Regions from separate parts of the Homo sapiens genome. Here all the other regions are linked to region 1. Evidence: chromatin loops called from intact Hi-C (ENCODE). Cell type or tissue: gastrocnemius medialis. All regions are shown on one strand. Each heading gives the region's core, and the rest is flanking DNA. Links, peaks and the distances in the headings are about the cores only.

Region 1 (6,704 bases), core at 1,128-6,127:
CCACTAATTTATGTGTTTTTAGTAGAGATGGGGTTTTGACATTTTGGCCAGGCTGGTCTCAAACTCCTGACCTCAGGTGATCCTCCTGCCTTGGCTTCCCAAAGTGCTGCGATTACAGGCGTGAGCCACCACACTTGGCCCTCAAATTCTTTGAAATTATTTTATTTATTCTACAAATATCTAATTAACACCTACAATATGCCAGACATTGCTCTACTCAAATGGACAAAGTATCTGACTTCATTAAGTTTACTCACTGGGGCAAGAGAAACAAATATATAATGTGAAGAAGGTCTTCATGGCCATTCACCTTCTGTGTAATTCCAGGGGTCACAGTACCTCTTGCAACAGTCCCCCAATCTATTCTCTCTCCCCTCCAAAACTTCCTACGTTTAGCTGTCAAATTAATCCTCCTATTTGCTATATAACTTATGTCTTCATTTGACACCTTTCAATGGGTCCCCTTTTGTCTACTGAATAAAGTTTAACTCTTTAGCTGGCACCTATCTTTCTACCTCTTTTCCCCTAACTTGTTTTTGTGTGTCCTGTGATTCTGCCAAATTAACCTGACCATTCACCAGGAAAATATAATCTCAGATTTTCTGAGTCACAGTTTGGATACAATCATTTTAGAAGGGTGGTGGTTGTAGAAGCCACACTGTAAAAGAAGAAATGACTCCTAGTCATGAGAGTGGTACACAAATATTCTGCTTCTTCAAGGCACAATGCAGAGATGAACACCTGCATTTCTTTGAAGTCAGGCTTGACCAGTGACTTGCTCTGGCCAAAAATATGTAGGCAGAGCAGCAAGTTTCACATCCAGGCAGAGGCTGTGCAATTTATTTCCCTTTCTTTTTTTCACTGCCAAGGGTCCCACTGCCTGCATCCACTCAAGCTATGAACATAAAAAGTAGATAAGAAAAAAATGCTATTGTTGAAGCCTCTGTGACTTAGAGGTTGCTACAGCATAACCCACTCCTGCCTGACTAGTACAGCTAGTAAAGAAATGGAAGTAGTGAATGTAAGCCACTCTCTGGAGGTTTGTCTTTCCACCTAAAAAAAGTCTTCAGCCAGGAGCGGTGGCTCACACTTGTAATCCCAGCACTTTGGGAGGCTGAGGCGGGCAGATCATGAGGTCAGGAGTTCGTGACCAGACTGGCCAACACAGTGAAACCCCGTCTCTACTAAAAATACAAAAATTAGCTGGGCATGGTGGCGGGCACCTGTAATCCCAGCTACTCGGGGAGGGTGAGGCTTCAACCTGGGAGGTGGAGGTTGCAGTGAGCCGAGATCGCACCACTACACTCCAGCTTGGGCGACAGAGCTACACTCTGTCTCAAAACAACAACAAAAACCCAAAAAATCTTCATATATAATACGCGTACGTACACGTAATAAAATGTGCCCAGTTTGTGTACTGTTGATGAATTTTAATAAATGTTTACACCTGTGTAAGCACTACCCTAACAGAACATTTCCTTTCCATCACCTTAAATATTTCCTGGGGACTTTCAGCAATCTATTTCTTCTCCCCCTCCTCCTGAATACAGCCTCAGGCAGCCAACCACTGATCAGCTATTATTATAGATTAGTTTTGCCTGTTCTAAAATTTCTTTTCTTTTTCTTTTTTTTTTTTTTGAGACAGAGTCTTGCTCTGTCACCCAGGCTGGAGTGCAATGGCGCGATCTTGGCTCACTGCAGCCTCTGCCTCCTGGGTTCAAGCGATTCTCGTGCCTCAGCCACCCAAGTAGCTGAGATTACAGGTGTGCGCCACCAGACCCAGCTAATATTTGTATTTTTAGTAGAGACGGGGTTTCACCATGTTGGCCAGGCTGGTCTCAAACGCCTTGACCTCAAGTGACCCACCCGTCTCGGCCTCCCAAAGTGCTGGGATTACAGGTATGAGCCACCGTGCCTGGCCTAGAATTTCTTATCAATGGAATCATACAATATGTATTAATTTTGTGGCCTTTGAGAAGTTTTTTAACTGTAAATTGGCTTTATAAATTAGCATACCTTTGAACTCACATAAAGGATGAAGGTTGAATTAGGGTAATTAATCTGTACCTCCCTGAATTGGTTTTGATTCCAAAAATATATACTAAATATAGTTTCCTGTTCCCTATTACAATAGAGTTCATATTTACTACAGTGAAACTATCATTTTCCACTCAGTTGAGACGTTACAAGACTTTAAGCCCCATGAAACATTCTATTTCGTGACCACTGTATACCCAGTGCCAACACTGTCTCACACATAGTAGTTGCTGAGTAAACATTTGTTGACTGAATGGATGTATTTCCCCTGAATTGCTTCTACATGTCTATGTTAGATGACTGGGGTGCTTTTATTTTTTTAGAGATAGGGCCTCACTTTGTCTCCCAGACTGGAGTGCAATGGCGCCATCATGGCCCACTGCAGCCTCCAACTCCTGGGCTCAAGTGATCCTCTTGTGTCAGCCTCCTGAGTAGTTGTGACTACAGGCGTGCGCCACCATGTCCAGCCAATTTTTGTACTTTTTGTAGAGACGGGGGGTCTCACTATATTGCCCAGGCTGGTCTTGAACTCCCGGCTCAAGCTATTCTCCCGCCTCAGCCTCCCAAAGTGCTGGGATTACAGGGATGAGCCACTGTGCCCAGTCGGGATGCTTTAATGTTAGAAACTTAATTACCTTGCGTTTTTAAAGGAATGTGTGAGAAGTGCCCTATTCTGCCTCAAGTGATGGCAGAGGGTGGAGATTGAGACTGGAGGAAGCCCTGTGCAGTACATATCTGTAAGTCATGAAATAGCATCATTTTCCTTGTCTGGTCATATTAAAACGGTGATTAAAAAATCAAGAAAATAAAATCCCACTAGCAGTGTGTCCGAGAATCTTTGTTTACCTCCTCCCTATTGTTATGTCATGACATGGAGCCCAGCTGGGGAATTCTGAATACTAGGTTCTAAAACAGGATTTGTCATAAACGAATTGCTTGATCCTGGACATTCACCTCTAAAATAGACACCTGACCTCGGTGTGTGTGTGAGTGTGGTGAAAATCAAGTGGGAGGGAAAGTGAGCAAGCACCTGAACAAGGTACAGAGGCGCGCGAGGTAGTACCATAATACCATCTACACCAAGGTCTATACTATCCCTGGTCTCCGCTGCGTCCGCCGGGAGGAGGCGGTGCAAGAATGCGCACGCGCGGCCCCGGGCCCGGCCACACCCTCTTCCGCCGCTCCCGCCCAGCGACCTCGCTCCCGGGGCGACGCCCCGCGTGCGCCAGAGTCGCCGAGGTCGTCCCCGGCACCGGAAGTGACCCTGGCGGGTTTGTCTTCAAATTCTCGGCGAGCAGGAGCCGCGCCGGCAGGTGGTGTTGACGATTGAACTGGGCAGTACTGGGGCCGTGAGCGGAGAGCAAAGTGGGCTGGACTGGGTCAGGCCCTCCTTCCTCGCTGCCGGGATCTCCACTCCGCCAATCCCCTGTGCCTGGCGTTGGGCGGTTTCCCGAGGAGCTTGGGCCGCCGCAGGTGAGTTTTCACTCTGGCGGTGCTCTGGGGACCCCCGATTTTCCAGGGCCGGGCTGGTGAGGGACTCGGGGGGCCCACAGCGAGAACCCGCCGCGCAACCCTCCGTGAGCCTGCCTGTGCCTGAGCTGAGGTCCTAGGTCCTTGCTGTTGTCCACGATAACTTGGCTTAGGTGACAGTCCCCCTACCTGAGGAATCCTGTCAGGCGGAGGACTTTTCGGGGGCTCCTGTCGATCCCATCTTTTGATCTGTGTCGTTAGCGAAGTCACCAGCCGAGTTTTTAGTTCTTCGATTTTTCGACTGGTTCTCTCCAGAACCCGCTCACGCCCCCCACCCCGAAACCCTCACAGGTAAAAATCCCGATGGCCATGACATTGGGAGGCAACTTCTTTTCTTAAAATTTGTTAGGTTCGAGTGATATTGTTGGGGATGTTATTTCTTATTTATTCTAGAGCCCGGCGTCCTCTGGAAGGCCTGTGGGCCTTTTGGTTTAGAGTTGGTACCTTTTAGAAAAGTTTTCCCTCGAAACAGTTGTTTCATACAAATGTGATGACAAAGTTAGAGATAAACGTAGATCCTGAAGTGCCTTACAGTGGATAATCTCAAGCTCTTATTTAATCAAAAATAGTTTCCTGTTAAAACCGCGAAGGGCCGCTTTTATATTAGTTACTAACTTCCAACAGCACAGTGATGCTCTTTTCTCTTGAAAGCACTAATTTACGTCTTCCTCTTTGAAATTAGACCTCTAGTTATTGCTGAAAACATTCCCGATGTTTTAGAATGGGTGCAGTAGATCTTTGTCACGTAATCACAATGATAATCACCTTAGTAGATGTTAAGACAGATTCTTGAAATGTTTTTACGGGCTTAAATGTCTCAGTATAAAGCCCTATTTTCTTTTCCAAAAGAGCTGGGTTTTGTTCTTTTTTTTTTTTTTTTTTTTTTTTTTGAGACGGAGTCTTGCTCTGTCGCCAGGCTGGAGTGCAGTGGCGCAATCTTGGCTCACTGCAACCTCCGCCTCCCGGGTTCAAGCGATTCCCCTGCCTCAGCCTCCTTGAGTAGCTGTGACTACAGGCGCGCTCCACTACGCGCGGCAAATTTTTTGTATTTTAGTAGAGATGGGGTTTCACCATGTTGGCCAGGCTGGTCTCGATTTCCAGACATTGTGATCCGCCCGCCTAGGCCTCCCAAAGTGTTGGGATTACAGACGTGAGCCACTGCGCCCGGCCGGTTTTTGTTCTTATACCAAGAAATAGGAGCAAAACTTTGTTTTGTATTAACATTAACAAGTTGTGGCCTGTAAATACCTTTAAAAAAAAAAACACGCAGTAGTGATCAACTTCCCAACATTCCTAGACTATGAAAAGCTATATAAAGCTTCTTTATAGCGTTGGTTATTCAAGAAGCGTTTACATTTTTATAGGTAATAGGCATGCTATGTAGTCCACAAGGGATTCTCCACCTCATTTTGAAACTGGTATCAAGATGCTGACAAATATTGAGGATTAGAGAATCTTGTTGAATTCACTCTATTAACAACATTGTTGAATTTCTATTAACAATAGTTTGGGTTTTTTTAGCCACTTGACTGTTTAAAAAAGATAGTATTATCACATAAATATGGTCAGTGTTGATAACATGCCAAATAGCTTTTGCTTGTGGCGTTTATCGATAGGGCTTGAATATGACTTTTAAATTACGTTTTAATAATTAAACTCACTGATTTGTTTGTTTAGGGTAAACTGAAAGTTTACTGTACAAATAGAGTGGACTTTATATGTACTTTTTTTCTGAACAGGTTGCTTTTTGGTGTTTTTAAAAAATAGTGGTAACTTTCTTGTGCTTAAGTATTTATCATATGATGGTTATAAAGGTAAGAAAAATGTATGCCATGCTGTAATTGGTCATGGGTCATTCATTTATTGTGCTTATTCGTAATCATCAGTGGCTGACTATAAATTAGCATGTGGTTTCTTTCATATCCCAGAGATGAACATTCTGAAAATTACTTACCAATGTATGGCCACTTTTGAAGTCATATACACTTGCTTTACTGAAATGCCTTCAGGAAGATGCATGATTGGGCTTCGTGATCTTTTTGTTTTAGGAGGTAAATTTTACAGAGAGGTATTTAAAAAACACTTTCAGCCTTCCAACATTGCTGCTGATTTTTTAGTCTGTGTTTAATAATATTCTATGTTTGTCTTCTCTTACTAAGCAAAGAAAACCCACCTAGAATAAATAAGGTGATATCCCTTCTATTAAACTTCAAGGATTTCAAGGTCTAATTCTGTCTTATTTTTGTCTTCAGTGCAATTCCTTGCAACTTAGTTGGTGTTCCTTTAATATTTCTTGAATGAATGACCCATGCACATTATGTTAAAAAAAACTGCAAATAAGTGGAGCCCAGCCTGAGTCCTTTAAAAATTAAATGGGTAAGGTATCCTCTTTAGGTGTGAAATAGGCAGGGCCCTGTATTTGTTGTTTAGAGAGAGAATAAGAATCTTAGAACTCAGATATTTCAATATTTTGCCTGTTCTTTTTCAGTCTCTGTGATCACTTCTTTTTCCTAATCCTAGAGGAGAAAAAAAAAAACTTTCTCTGTGGAGAGACAGCACTGCATCACATACTATATTGCTAGAAAATTTGCTGTAAAATTGCGATTTCAGTATTTTTAAAAATTTGATTCTGTCACTTGAGTTAAAATTTCACATTGCATCTTGCTTACTCTAAGTAAGTTAATTTAGTCATTAGCTAACTCATAAATACTCAAGGCATGTAAGCAAAAGGGTGGTTCTGTTAGAATAATGTAAAGGAAAAACTTGCTGTGAATAAAGCAGGCATAGTGTATGGTTATCCTTCTCTCTAATAATCTGTGTAACCAAGAGCCTGAATTTTGGGGCAATCTCATCTTTATAAGTGTTCTATTAATGTTGAACCAATAGATTGTGTTTATAGTTCATGGTGCTTACACTGAGTCAGTCAGCTTTTTTTTCTTTCTTTTTTTTTTTTTTGTTTTTTGTTTTTTGAGATGGAGTCTTGCTCTGTCGCCCAGGCTGGAGTGCAGTGGCGCGAGCTTGGCTCACTTGCACGCTCTGCCTCCCGGTTCATGCCATTCTCCTGCCTCAGCCTCCCAAGTAGCTGGGACTACAGGCGCTGGCCACCACGCCCGGCTAATTTTTTGTATTTTTAGTAG
Region 2 (6,704 bases), core at 855-5,854, 100 kb before region 1:
TCAAGACCAGCTGACCAACATGGAGAAACCTTGTCTCTACTAAAAATACAAAATTAGCTGGGTGTGGTGGCGCCTGCCTGTAATCCCAGCTACTCGGGAGGCTGAGGCCAGAGAATTGCTTGAACCTGGGAAGCAGAGGTTGTGGTGAGCTGAGATCGTGCCATTGCACTCCAGCCTGGGCAATAAGAGCGAAACTCTGTCTCAAAAAAAAAAAACCATTAAAAATGTAATTTCCTTCCCCTTCTAGTAAGCAGGCCCCTTTTCATTTCAACATCAACACAATCACATTTTTATATTTTTCTAAGATTTCAATTAAAAGCCTTTAATTTAGGAAGAATATACACAGTAGAATAATGAGGAAGGAAGGCAATATTTTCAAATTTTATGTCAATTACAATTTTCACATGAGCAAGTATTACTTTTATAATAAGCTAATAAAAAGAAATCTATTAGCTAGAATTACCTCAGCAAGAAGTTGAAACTAAAGTTGCACAAGTGTTACAAAAGAGGCTAAACAACTATTCTACTCTAATTTCCTCTTACCAATCATAAATCTAGTATAAAACTATTTGCAAAATCAACATCTATGTATATTAAATATTCCTTATTAAATTTCCTGACAGAAAAACATCCTTAGAAATTTCAGCTAAGAACAGTAATGCAATACATTAAAGTGATTATGAAACCACCGGGAAAAGATCTATCTAGTCTTGGCTTACCACAAATTTGGCCCAAAAAAGGAGAGACTTTAAGAGCCTGATTGATTACAAATTTCTGCCACAGCCAAGTGCCTACTATGATAACCTACCGGTGGAAAATTACTTAATCACAATTTGTGTACAAAATGTTTCAGGTACATATACTGCAATAGAAGGCACTGAGATCATGTTAAGGGATTTCGTAAAAAATATTTACAACATATTGAGCTTATGTGCCATCCATGAGAACCCAAATCATACTTCATACTACTGTTGTAGCACATAAATGTCCATTTCCAATCAAGCATCATTCCATAAAATGAACCTGACAATGCTTGACAAAATATTGACATCTAGGCTGGGCGTGGTGGCTCACACCTGTAATTCAAGCACTTTGGGAGGCCGAGGCAGGCAGATCACCTTAGGTCAAGAGTTTGAGACCAGCCTGGCCAACATAGTGAAACCCCGTTTCTACTAAAAATACTAAAAATTAGCCAGGCGTGGTAGTGGGTGCCTGTAATCCCAGCTACTCGGGAGGCTGAGGCAGAAGAATCGCTTGAACCCAGGAGGCAGAGGTTGCAGTGAGCCAAGATCACGCCATTGCACTCCAGCTTGGGAAACAAGAGCAAAACTCTGTCTCAAAAAAAAAAAATGTTGACATCTAAACATTCACCATGGCCAGGTGCGGTGGCTCACTCTTGTAATCCCAAAATTTTGGGAGCCTGAGTCCAACAAATTGCTTGAGTCCAGGAGTTCAAGACCAGCCTGGGCAACATAGCAAGACCCCATCTCATAAACTACCAAAAAAAAAAAAAAAACCCTAAAAATTAGCCTGGTATGGTGGCACCACTGTACTCAGGAGGCTGAAGTGGGAAAATCGCTTGAGCACAGAAAGCAGGGGTTGCAGTGAGCCGAGCTCACACCACTGCACTCCAACCTGGGTGACAGTGAAACCCTGTCTAAAAAAAAAAAATAATCAACATTCTCTCTTACCAAACACTAAAGACTCAGTTTCCACATTAAGTATTGTCCCCCCACCAAAAAAAAATCCAAAATGACTAATATATCAAGTACCGGCCTGGCGCGGTGGCTCACGCCTATAATCCCAGCACTTTGGGAGGCCGAGGTGGGCAGATCATGAAGTCAGGAGTTCGACATCAGCCTGGCCAACATAGTGAAACCCCTTCTCTACTAAAAATACAAAAATTAGCCAGGCGTGCTGGCAGGCGCCTGTAGTCCCAGCCACTCAGGAGGCTGAGACAGGACAATTGTTTGAACCTGGGAGGCGGAGGTTGCAGTGAGCTAAGACCGCGCCATTGCACTCCAGTCTGGGCTACAGAGGGAGTCTCTGTCTCAAAAAAAAAAAAAAAAAAAAAAAGTACCAACCATGTGCCAAACAGTACTCCTAATTTCTCTCAATTACCTTTGTCTGTCTAGCACAGATTTAGGCATATAACGGACATTTAATGGGCATTTATGAAAAAAAGGGATGACTGTTAAATTCTTAGAGAAAATTCAAAAAAAAATTTTTTTTTTGAGGCGGAGTTTCCTCCCTTGTTGCCCAGGCTGGAGTGCAGTGGCAAGATCTTGGCTCACTGCAACCTCCCCGTCCCGGGTTCACGCGATTCTCCTGCCTCAGCCTCACAAGTAGCTGGGATTACAGGCAGGCACCACCACGCCCGGCTAATTTTTGTATTTTTAGTAGAGATGGGGTTTCACCATGTCGGCCTGGCTGGTCTCGAACTCCTGAACTCAGGTAATCCACCCGCCTCGGCCTCCCAAAGTGCTGGCATTACAGGCGTGAGCCAATGAGCCCGGCCAAAAAAAATTTTTTTTAATGGTGCCAGCCGTTAAGGAAATTACAAATCGAGTTGAGAAATAAGACAAACACATGAAAAGCTAAGTAACACAGGACAATTAAAAATACCATGTGACAAGATATGATTACTGCATAGTAGCGAATAATGCTATAAATTCTGACCAGTGAGTTTATTATAGACTGCGGCCCTTGTAGTCTCCCAACAAAACGGGGACGCTATATTTCGATTTAAAAAAAGAAAGTGACACAGCACTCATCCTATCCTAAAATTATCATCAGAAGAAGGAATACAGTAACTAAGGAGAGTGATATAAAGAAACTCCACATAAGGTTTTTAAAGCCTATGGTAGCCCTGAAAAAAGTTAGAACATCAGACACACAACCCTCTGCTGATCCAGGACCTGCAAAGGCTCCTGAAATACAAGTCTCTCAGGAACAGCATCCCCTGTTCTTTCTCCGCCCCGCACGGAGCTTTCCACTGGACAGCCGCCCGAGAAATTTCTCCCAGCATCTGCAATGGCAATACTCTCATCTTCCTCCCCTCGCCTGTATCAGACGGTGGCATCTCCCTCCAGGGGAAAAAACGGAGGGCGGGGGAGGCTGCATAAGAGGGAAAGCTTGCAGCGAGGTTGATTATGGAGGAGGAAGGTGAGAAAAATGCAGGGGACGAGGGTGGGGTCTCCTGAGCGCCAGCCCACTCTCCATAAGGCCTAGCCCACACGCTCCCACCCCGAAGGCACGCCCCTCACAAGCCGGACCCGGACGCGGACCTGAGTGACAGCAGCATCACCTGTACTGCACTCCCTCCCCCAGGGCCTGCAGGGAGACGACTGCCCCTGCCCCCACCAGCAGCGGCCCCTGGCTCTTTCTCTCCCCTTCCAGTCCACGTCGTCGACGAGTGACAGGTCCCGAGGGAGGCGACTGCAAGCGCACGCCGTTCGGGACTACCGGGGCAACTCTGCGCCGAAGCCCTCCAACAGGCGCGCGGGGACAGACAGAACGTTCCGGACGGCCCAGGGGGACCCGGTCCAGGCCCAGCCTGCCCCAGCTGCCCTACAACGGGCGGAGGTGGCACTTACTGCGGAGATTGTGGATTAGCTCCGAGTGGCTGGCGCCGCCGGATTTCCAGGCCATCGCTAAGCACACTCGGAGCAGGTACAGAACCACCTTCAGCGCGACGACGGTGCCCAGCAGTTTTCCCAAGAGTGAGACCACCTCCCACACCGTCACCGCCCCGCTCGCGTCCCCGCTGTAGCTGCCGCTGTTACTGCCGTCGCCGCCGCTGCCGCCACTGCGCGCTCCCGGCATCCCCCGCGGCACGCATGCGCTCTGTGACGCCGCGCGGCTTAGGGTGCGGCCGGGTGGGGCCGAGGGCGGGGGAGGCGTGTGGCCCAGCCGCCCGCCCCTGTGGCTGCTACCGCTGCCAGGGGACTGCAGGGAGGCCGGGCTGAGTCAGCGCCACTTCCGCTGCTGCGTGTCCCTTTCTGAGGCCTCGGACCGCACCGCTTTCGCCCTGCGGCCCGGCTCGGTAGCCTGATCAGTCGCGTTCCCGGCTGTGTCTCCGGTCACCGAGCGGGACGGCGGGATGGCGGGGTCGATCTGTGCAGACGCTGCTAGTGGTTCCGCAGTCGTCGCTGGGTCAGCTGTTTCGAGCGGCGGATCTGCTCCTATAGATGTCCAGATTGTTAGACGGTGGGCTTCATCCGTCCTACCTCGCCCAACCCAGTTGACTAATATTTGGGTCGGTGGAGCCCGAATAATACAATAAGAATAAAACCCAACGACAAAGGCCCTCTCTAACCCGAGTACACCGGCCTCTGGCTTTGTGACAAGCACGTCACTGTTAGGCTAAGCAGAGACTTTGGAACCCCGGTTCTAAAGCTCTCAGAGTGGAAGAGTACCAGGACATGGGGGTGGGGGTTGGGGCAAAGCTTTGCTCCCTTAGAATAATACCAACGTACAGAGTTGCGATTGGTTAAAAAATACCACTGTGTCCTTTGGTGAACGTGTTATTCTCCCGACGTAAGTGTGCATTTCCACCTAATTAAGCCTCACAAATTCCACCGTGGCTTTATTGCTCTCAGCTCTGCAAGACCATGAGTGAGAAGCTCACTGAGAACATTGCTTGTCGCGTCCAAATCGCTGACTCCTAATTAGACCTGAGACTGACAGAATCCAGCCATCATCTAGTCCAGTAACTTTTTTTTTTTTTTTTTTTTTTTTTTTTGAGACGGAGTCTCGCTCTGTCGCCCAGACTGGAGTGCAGTGGCGCGATCTCGGCTCACTGCAAGCTCCGCCTCCCAGGTTCAGGCCATTCTCCTGCCTCAGCCTCCCGAGTAGCTGGGACTACAGGCACCCGCCACCACGCCCGGCTAATTTTTTGTATTTTTAGTAGAGACAGGGTTTCACCGTGTTAGCCAGGATGGTCTCGATCTCCTGACCTTATGATCCGCCCGCCTCGGCCTCCCAAAGTGCTGGGATTACAGGCATGAGCCACAGCGCCCGGCCTCCAGTAATCTTTTAGAAGGAAACAAAGCTAAGACATCTGTGCCACTATATCAGCACAATTTTCAAATTCTAGTTCTTATCCGATTTTGTAAAATGTGACACTGGCCTGCTTCCAATCCAAAATCAACATTACCTATTTTCTGGGATTATGTGACCATAAATGAAACTACAGGCAAAACTGGTTTCTTTTTGTTTTTTTGCTTTTGATTGAGACGGAGTCTCACTCTGTAGCCCAGGCTGGAATGCAGTGGCATGATCTTGGCTCATTGCAACCTCCACCTCCCAGGTCCCGGTTCAAGCAATTCTGCCGCAGCCTCCCGAGTAGCTGGAATTACAGGCACGCACCACCATGCCCAGCTAATATTTTTGTATTTTTAGTAGAGACAGGGTTTCACCATGTTGACCAGGCTGGTCTTGAACTCCTGACCTCGTGATCTGCCTGCCTTGGCCTCCCAAAGTGCTGGGATTACAGGCGTGAGCCACCGTGCCTGGCCAAAACAGTGTTCTTTACTTCAATATTAAACATGAATAAAATTGTTGATTTGGGACTGTAACCCACTTAATATTTTCCATTTCATCTTTCTACAGTTTCTTGATGATCTTCCATTTGGAGAAAAGAAAAAAGTCAAATCCTTGATAGGAAACTGGTAACTCTAAAGCTGACCCAGATGGATTGCATTTACATGCAGTGCTTCCGTAAACTGTCCCTGTGAAGTAGGACTACCAATATCACATAAAAACAACAGTAGCATAATGGCCCTTTTTAAAGAAATAACCAACATACAGTTATGAATACCTATAGTGTAAAAGAGCTTCATTTTTTAGTTGAATAAGTCATATCTCTTGTATTCAGTAGGATTTACATTCTAATGGGGGAGGAATATGCATCTAAAGAAAACTAACATAAGATATATCCAAAATATATGTCATTAGTGGTCTAGATATCAAATGCTAGCTCACGCCTGTAATCCCAGCACTTTGGGAGGACAAGGCAGTTGGATCACCTGAGGTCAAGAGTTCGAGACCAGCCTGGCCAATATGGTGAAATCCCGTCTCTCCAAAAAAAAAAAAAAAAAATTAGCCAGGCATGGTGGCGCACACCTGTAGTCCCAGCTACCCTGGAAGCTGAGGTGGGAGAATCACTTGAACCTGGGAGGCGGAGGCAGAGGTTGCAGTGAGCTGAGATTGTACCACTGCACTCCAGCTTGGGCCACAGAGACCCTGTCTTAAAAAAGAAAAAAAATGGTGTTGATTTAGATCAACATTGGCTGGGGTCGTCAGGAAATGGTAAAGGAAAGAACAGATCCTTGAAGGATAGGCAGGATTCTGAGGAGTAAAGAGGAAGGGAAGAATATTATAGGTGTAACCAAAAGCACAGAAGGAACCTAGAAAACTGATTCCTGGGCCGTTGACAATAGGTATCACAAACTTCATTCTTAATCATGCACGTAATTGAATTGATCAAAGCTAGGCAATTGGCATCAAAACTAAAACTGGAGTCTTTCAGAATTCCAACTCCAGGCTCTGACAGTGTGTATTAACTTTGAAGCAAAGTATTTGTTTGGGAGACAAGAGGGAGAGGTTTGGGATAGTAGGTTGGCACTTTATTCGAGGTACTTCCACGAGTATTTAAGGATTTTTGAATCGTTTTCTATGCGCAGTGACCTGCAACTGCTTAG
Region 3 (6,704 bases), core at 582-5,581, 70 kb before region 1:
TCTCTACTAAAAATACAAAATTAGCCAGGCATGGTGGCGCATGCCTGTAATCCCAGCTTCTCAGGGAGGCTGAGGCAGAAGAATTGCTTGAACCCAGCAGGCGGAGGTTGCGGTGAGCAGAGATGGCGCCACTGTACTCCAGCCTGGGCAACAAGAGAAACTTGGTCTCAAAAAAAAAAAAAGTTGGACATGGTGGCCTGCGCCTGTAATCCCAAGTTACTTGGATGCTGAGGCATCACCTGAGTCCCGGGGGTTGAGGCTGCAGTGAGCCATAATCATGTCACTGCACTTCAACCAGGGTGACACAGTGAGACCCCATCTAAAAAAAAAAAAAAAAAAAAAAAAAAAGATTTTGGAACATAATGTACTGCCAGAAAAGAAGAAAGTTCTTTTTTTTTTTTTTTTTTTTTTTTTTAGGTGAGGTCTTGCTTTGTCACCCAGGCTGGAGTGCAGTGGCTAGATCTCGGCTCACTGCAGCCTCAGCCTCCTGAGCTCAGGCGATCCTTCTGCCTCAGCCTCCTGAGTAGCTGGGACTACAGTTGTGTACCACCACACCTGGCTGATTTATAGAGATGAGGTCTTGCTATGTTACCCAGGCTGGTCTTGAACTCTTGGGCCCAAGTGATCCTCCTGCCTCAGCCTCCAGAAGTACTGGGATTAAAAAGTGCTGGGATTAAAGGGGTGAGCCACCAAACTGGGCAGAAAGTTCTTTAAAACACACACACACACACACACACACACACACACACACGCCAACTGAAAGAGCTCCAGTGGCCAAAACTGAAACAACTTGAGCAACAAAATAAATACCCAAAGCATAAAATAAATATCCATGAGGCCATACTGACATAACGAGTTTTTGTTTTGTTTATGTTTTTGCTTTTTGTTTTTTTTGTAAGACAGTCTTGCTCTGTCACCCAGACTAGAGTGCAGTAGCACAGTCTCGGCTCACTGCAACCTCCACCTCCTGAGTTCAAGCGATTCTCCTGCCTCAGCCTCCCAAGTAGCTGGGACTATAGGCATGCGCCCACCACGCCCAGCCAATTTTTTTTATTTTTAGTAGAGACGAGGTTTCACCATGTTGGCCAGACTGGTCTGGAACTCCTGACCTCAAGTGATCCGCCTGCCTCGGCCTCCCAAAGTGCTAGGATTATAGGTGTGAGCCACCACACCCGGCCAATAAATGTTTGAATAAATAAAGGAGAAGGGATAAATCTGCAGAATGTCAAATAATTTATTTGAATTCTCCACTTTATTTATTTTATTTATTTATTTTTTGGGGACAGAGTCTGGCTGGATTCTCCACTTTCAAGAAGATGGAGCACAACTCCCCATTCCTTAAGAGTGGGTGGCACATAGTCTGGTGTCTTCCCCTAAGATCGTATGAATTTCTGGAAGGGTTTATGTTCTCAGGGCCACACTGGTCTCCAGACTTCTTCCATGTACACTGCCCCCTAATTCCTTTCTAAGGTCACACAAGCATGAAATCGGATTCTACATCTATTGCTAAAAACAAGCCCCATTTCCATGAAGCACTGAAGAATTGAGTAGGCTGAAACTGGACCAAGATCTTCCATCACAATAATATAAAAACCTGCAAATGTGATGGCAGGTATCACCATTCCCACACATCCAGCACCCACAGTAAGTATTTCCCCAACCATCATCACTCTCCGCACCTACAGTCCCCAATGCTTTGCATCTCGTCAGTTCTCTTCCTGATCATTCCACCTCTGCTTTCCCTGCTCTTTTATCTCTCGCCCTACTTCACAGGAGTAAGCCTCCTAGTCCTACACAGAGCAATTTACTCAGCTCCCTGAATTATCTAGGAATTTCCCCAAAGACTAGAGTTTGTGGAGATACTTTCCTTTAGGTTTAGAGAGCATTGAGGAGCTTAAGTACCATGGGTTGATGACAGACGTGACAGGATTCTGGGGGCAGTCTGCCCTTCCAGATGCATAATCCTTTTGGATAGGGCAAGCAGACCTGTGGACATATTAGATTCCTATAATTCATATAATTTTAGGGCTGAAAAGGTCTTTATGGGGCACCCTTACGTTGAAGAAAGTAAGCCCTGGGGCTCTTTAGTGACCCACCTTGGGTCACATTGCCTTCTACAAACTCTGTGCTTGTAGAAAATAGACTTTCAACCAAATGTTCTTGGAACATAATCTTTTTTTTTTTTTTTTTTTTTTTGAGACGGAGTCTCGCTCTGTCGTCCAGGCTGGAGTGCGGTGGCGCGATCTCGGCTCAATGCAAGCTCCGCCTCCCGGGTTCCTGCCATTCTCCTGCCTCAGCCTCCCGAGTAGCTAGGACTACAGGCGCCCGCCACCACGCCGGGCAAATTTTTCTGGATTTTTTAGCAGAGACGGGGTTTCACCGTGTTAGGCAGGATGTTCTCGATCTCCTGACCTCGTGATCCGCCCGCCTCGGCCTCCCAAAGTGCTGGGATTACAGGCGTGAGACACCGCGCCCGTCCGGAACATAATCTTTTAACGGGTTTTCACATTTGGATTTCTAGATACAGTAAGTAGCCAGTTATTACTTTAACGTCAGAAAAAGATGTCTTTAATTTTTTTGTACTCTGTAGTAGAAAAATTACGAAAGAAGGTACTTGAAAACACTAACTGTATATTTCCTAGAGGAAAAACTGGCAAAGGCGATCTTCACAAAGGGTGGACCGTACCTTATACATCAAACCCAACGATCCCATCCCACACTTTACATTCAGCTTAACCAGAAGTAAAACCTCTTGTCACACCGTCACCGGTATTCCAATTATGGCAATAACGATCTCCTTCTACGGATGCGGTTGACAGATAAGATCTCTAAACCGCTGCTAATCAATCGGTCCTGGCTCAAGCATTTCTTATCTGCCGGATTCAGAAAATACAGATGCTGGAAGCTCACCGGCTTGTTCGGGGAAAGAACGCTAAGCAAGAATAAAATTTTATTTCAAAGCGCCAAAAATCTGGAATTCTGAGGTCCACAGGGAGGTTTCCCAGAGCAACTCAGTTGTTCCCTTCTGAGAACGTAGCTCCGTGAAATGCACATCCCTACTCGGTCCAGAGAAATAGATCAATGGGGAAAAGGATTGAATCAACCAAGTAGGCTGGGCGGGAGACAGCCTTAACCCACGGGCGCGGGCGAGTCGTATGGGCAGGGGCAGGCGGGAGCGACGTGGGGCGACGCTCACGAACGATCAGAGCTGCGGGCGACGCAACGAAGCCCGGAGGCCGCAGGCTGCGCGCTCCCTCGCAGCAGCCGGGCGGGCAAAAGCCCCCAGTCCTCGGCCCCCGCGCAAGCGACGCCGGGAAATGCCCACATCCGGGAAACCTGCAGCGGAGTGCGGCGGCGGCGACACTGAGTGGAAGGCAAAATGGCGGCGGCGGCGGCGGTGGCCTGGTGTTAAGGGGAGAGCCAGGTCCTCACGACCCCTGGGACGGGCCGCGCTGGCCCGCGGCAGCCCCCCCGTTCGTCTCCCCGCTCTGCCCCACCAGGGATACTTGGGGTTGCTGGGACGGACTCTGGCCGCCTCAGCGTCCGCCCTCAGGCCCGTGGCCGCTGTCCAGGAGCTCTGCTCTCCCCTCCAGGTAGGTCCGGGGCTGGCGTAGCGGGTGCGCTCCTCCAGTGCTCGAGTTGGCGGGGCGGTGGCCGCCGGGGCCCACGCCCATCCCCGCTGGCGAGGGTCCAGAGGTTTGGACTGGCGGGCAGAGCCGGCCCGCTCCGGGCCTGACTTGGCTGGTTGCATTGACCCGAGCTGAGCCCTGCCCTGGGGAAGCGAGGGTTGGCCGCGCCCGGTGCTGCAGGAAGAGCCCCAGGCTTTTCGGCCTCGGAGGTGCAGGTTTGGCTGGGTAGAGCCTGTCTTTCTGGCGGCGTGTCTCCCACCCCACCCCCAACACGCGAGTCGGCGGTGTCCAGGAGGGAAGGAACGGGAAAGGTGGTTCTGAAGGAAAATTGCAGTAAAAGAGCTACAGTTCTTTGGATCCCAGAGGGCCTTGATCCTGGGTATACCTTAGAGAAATCCTGGGAGTCTCTTACGTCTAGTTCAGTGTGATTTTAGGTTACTGTTCATAGTTGGAAGAGGTGGGAGAGATGGAGAGGTCTTTATGGAGTAGGAGTGTGTATATAAATACAGCAAATGAAGGAACGACAATTAAGGGAACAGTGTTTTTTATAACCTGAAATAGCTTGTAGCTCAATGAATGCCTCAGATGACTTGATTTATCCCCATTCTGACTTCTCTGTCAATTTCTAAGGGAACAAAATTTAATGTTTGTCAACTCATATGTTAATACGGCTTTTAAAACATGTATCATCCTCCAGAAGTTATTCATAAATCTAGTGAACAATAAGTATAATCTCATGCACAGAAGTAATATTGTATAACTCCAGTTTTGGAAATGGATTTGAATGTTAGCGATCATGAAACTTGTTTGAACTTTATGAATTATTTATTGAAGGTTAATAAATTTATCAGTTTATCAGTTTATCAGAAGTTTCTGATAAACTTAATTTTTTATCAAATTTCCTCCATGAGGAAGAAAAGGTAGGACATTATAATTGGAGTGAATGTTCTGTGCTACGAAAACAAAGCTTATTATCTCTGACGGTAAAATGGGGTAGTTGATTCCTTAAGGCAGTGGAGGAATTTGATTGAACAGTAAAAGAAGTAGCATTGTGTTAGTCCAATTGGCTGCTACTGCAAGAAACTAGATCATGGTCCATGCTTGGAATGGCACATTCTATGCCTAAATATTGATGGAATATGCCTTGCTGCTCACCAAAAAATACTTCTACTACATTTTTAATGTATAATATCTGGCTTTCATTGTGTAGGTCGTTTTTATTTTTGTTTTGTTTTTATTGCAAGTCCTTGTTCTATATAAATAGTGTTGGAACTGTTCTAACCCTGGTTATTTGGTTATTTTAGATGTTTTATTTACATCAATGGGAGATTGTTATACATCACAAAAGTTATTTAGTCATTGAATAACATTTTCGCTAAGTAGGAACAGCAATCATTTTTCAGCATGAAGATACAGCGTTGCTTTCACTTTTGATCTGACAATTATTAGAAAGTGAACTGAAGAAAATGTCAGTATGCAGTTTCCTTTAAAGATGGGAACTCGCTATGTTGCCTGCGCTGGATTCCAACTCCTGGACTCGAGCAATCCTCCCACCACAGCCTCTCAAGTAGCTGGGACTACAGGTGCACTACTGCACCCAGCCAGGGTACCTTTCTGATAAACTTAATTCAACCCAAATTAACACTTTGAAATCTTATGTAATGGTATCATTTTTTTTTTCCTAAGTTGGACAAACTAATCAATGATACTTGTTTGTTGATGTTTGTATTTTTGATGAGGGTCTGAACTTTAAAAAAAAAAAAATGGCGATCTGTCATACCCAGGCAGTTTGATTCCAGAGCTCTTACTTTAACCATGAGATTAAAGTCATTGAAAGTTATGGGGTAGGTAGGTGACATGATCAGAATTGTTTATTAAGACGAATCTGGCCCCATCGTAGTGTGGGTTAAAAAGGTAAGCAGTTTTGCTTTGAAGAATTATTTTAAAAATTCTTTTTGCCTAGTAATAATTTGAATTTTCACATGTCATAGCAGCAAAGATTGTTGAGATTTAGTAATGCCAGTATTAACCATACCTTGTTGTGGGGATTATAAAATTAGTATAACTTTCTAGAAGGCATTCTGACAATAAGTATCAGAATTTTAAATATGTATTCTCTTTGATCCAGCAATTCCACTTCTGGGAATTTATTTTAAGAAAAATGCTCAGCAATGTGTGCACAAGAATTTTTATTGCAGCAATTTTTTTATTAACTAATTTCGTTATGTGCAAGGAATATGCTATATGTATATTATACATATGTTCATTTTATTAAACTATGAGGCATAATAAAATGAACATCCATGAACTTACCACCTGAACTCAGAACAAGAATATTACCAGTATAATTGAAGTTACCAGTTTGCAGTATTATTTTACATTAGCAAAAAAATGAGGAACAACCTAAATGTCCATCAGTCAGGGATTTATAAGTAATAGTACATCTAGCCGGGCGCAGTGGCTCACGCCTGTAACCAGCACTTTGGGAGGCCAAGGAGGGCGGATTACCTGAGGTCTGGAGTTCGAGACCAGCCTGGCCAACATGGTGAAACCCCATCTCTACTAAAAATACAAAAATTAGCTCGGTGTGGTAGCGCGGGTCTGTAGTCCCAGCTACTTGTAAGGCTGAGGCAGGAGAATCACTTGAACCCGAGAGACGGAGGTTGCAGTGAGCTGAGATGGCACCACGGCACTCCAGCCTGCGACAGTGAGACTCTGTCTCAAAAATAAATAAAGAAATAAAGAAATAATAAATAAATAAATAAAAAATAGTACATCTACATGATGAAATTCAATATCGGTATTTAAAGGAATAAGGTTGAACTATCATACTTTATCAATTCTGAAATACCACTAAATCTAAGATAAGCCATCTATTTAGTAGCAATTTTTTAGCAGGAAGAAAGTAAACATAAAGCTTTTATTAATAATAGCATACATTTATTCATTCAATTGTATACCATTTTCGTCTGTCACAATAAAGTTTGAGTCTCAGCCTTATTCACATTCAGAATCTAGGATCCTTCTGAATTACTTCGGTTAGTTAATGCAACATCATGATAACAGGCTGCTTTT

Evidence for each region. Hi-C counts contacts between places; a loop is a spot of excess contacts. Peaks named below come from ENCODE experiments on the same cell type or tissue, not always from the same donor. Only the 100,000 strongest peaks of a DNase experiment are listed, where the experiment ranks them.
Region 2: it touches region 1 in a loop (4-fold over the local background); 10 of 110 quality-filtered maps call a loop at or near these places.
Region 3: a loop joins it to region 1, with 6 times the contacts of the local background. A loop is called at or near these places in 24 of 110 quality-filtered maps.

The regions. Positions count from the first base shown.
Region 1 is chr6:149,645,275-149,651,978 of GRCh38, reverse strand. It overlaps KATNA1 (katanin catalytic subunit A1), which reads left to right and starts at 3,265. Exons shown (of 11, transcript NM_007044.4): 1 at 3,265-3,510. RefSeq lists a silencer at 3,046-3,315 and an enhancer at 3,386-3,465. In gastrocnemius medialis, for the core only: no CTCF peak of the experiment used is centred there; a DNase peak (open chromatin) is centred at 3,248; H3K4me3 peaks cover 2,894 bases; H3K27ac peaks cover 2,305 bases.
Region 2 is chr6:149,746,849-149,753,552 of GRCh38, reverse strand. It overlaps PCMT1 (protein-L-isoaspartate (D-aspartate) O-methyltransferase), which reads right to left and starts at 3,812. Exons shown (of 8, transcript NM_001360452.2): 1 at 3,597-3,812. The coding sequence starts at 3,651. It also overlaps a transcript of NUP43 not described here. RefSeq lists enhancers at 1,876-2,378, 2,379-2,881, 3,847-4,812, 6,655-6,704 and silencers at 2,986-3,280, 3,206-3,442, 3,673-4,062. In gastrocnemius medialis, for the core only: no CTCF peak of the experiment used is centred there; DNase peaks (open chromatin) are centred at 2,360, 3,022, 3,302 and 3,932; H3K4me3 peaks cover 2,416 bases; H3K27ac peaks cover 3,871 bases.
Region 3 is chr6:149,714,738-149,721,441 of GRCh38, reverse strand. LATS1 (large tumor suppressor kinase 1) reads left to right here and starts at 3,341. Exons shown (of 8, transcript NM_004690.4): 1 at 3,341-3,593. LOC645967 (a long non-coding RNA gene) reads right to left here and starts at 3,821. Exons shown (of 1, transcript NR_134652.1): 1 at 2,546-3,821. RefSeq lists a silencer at 3,462-3,851. In gastrocnemius medialis, for the core only: no CTCF peak of the experiment used is centred there; DNase peaks (open chromatin) are centred at 3,341 and 3,641; H3K4me3 peaks cover 3,207 bases; H3K27ac peaks cover 3,121 bases.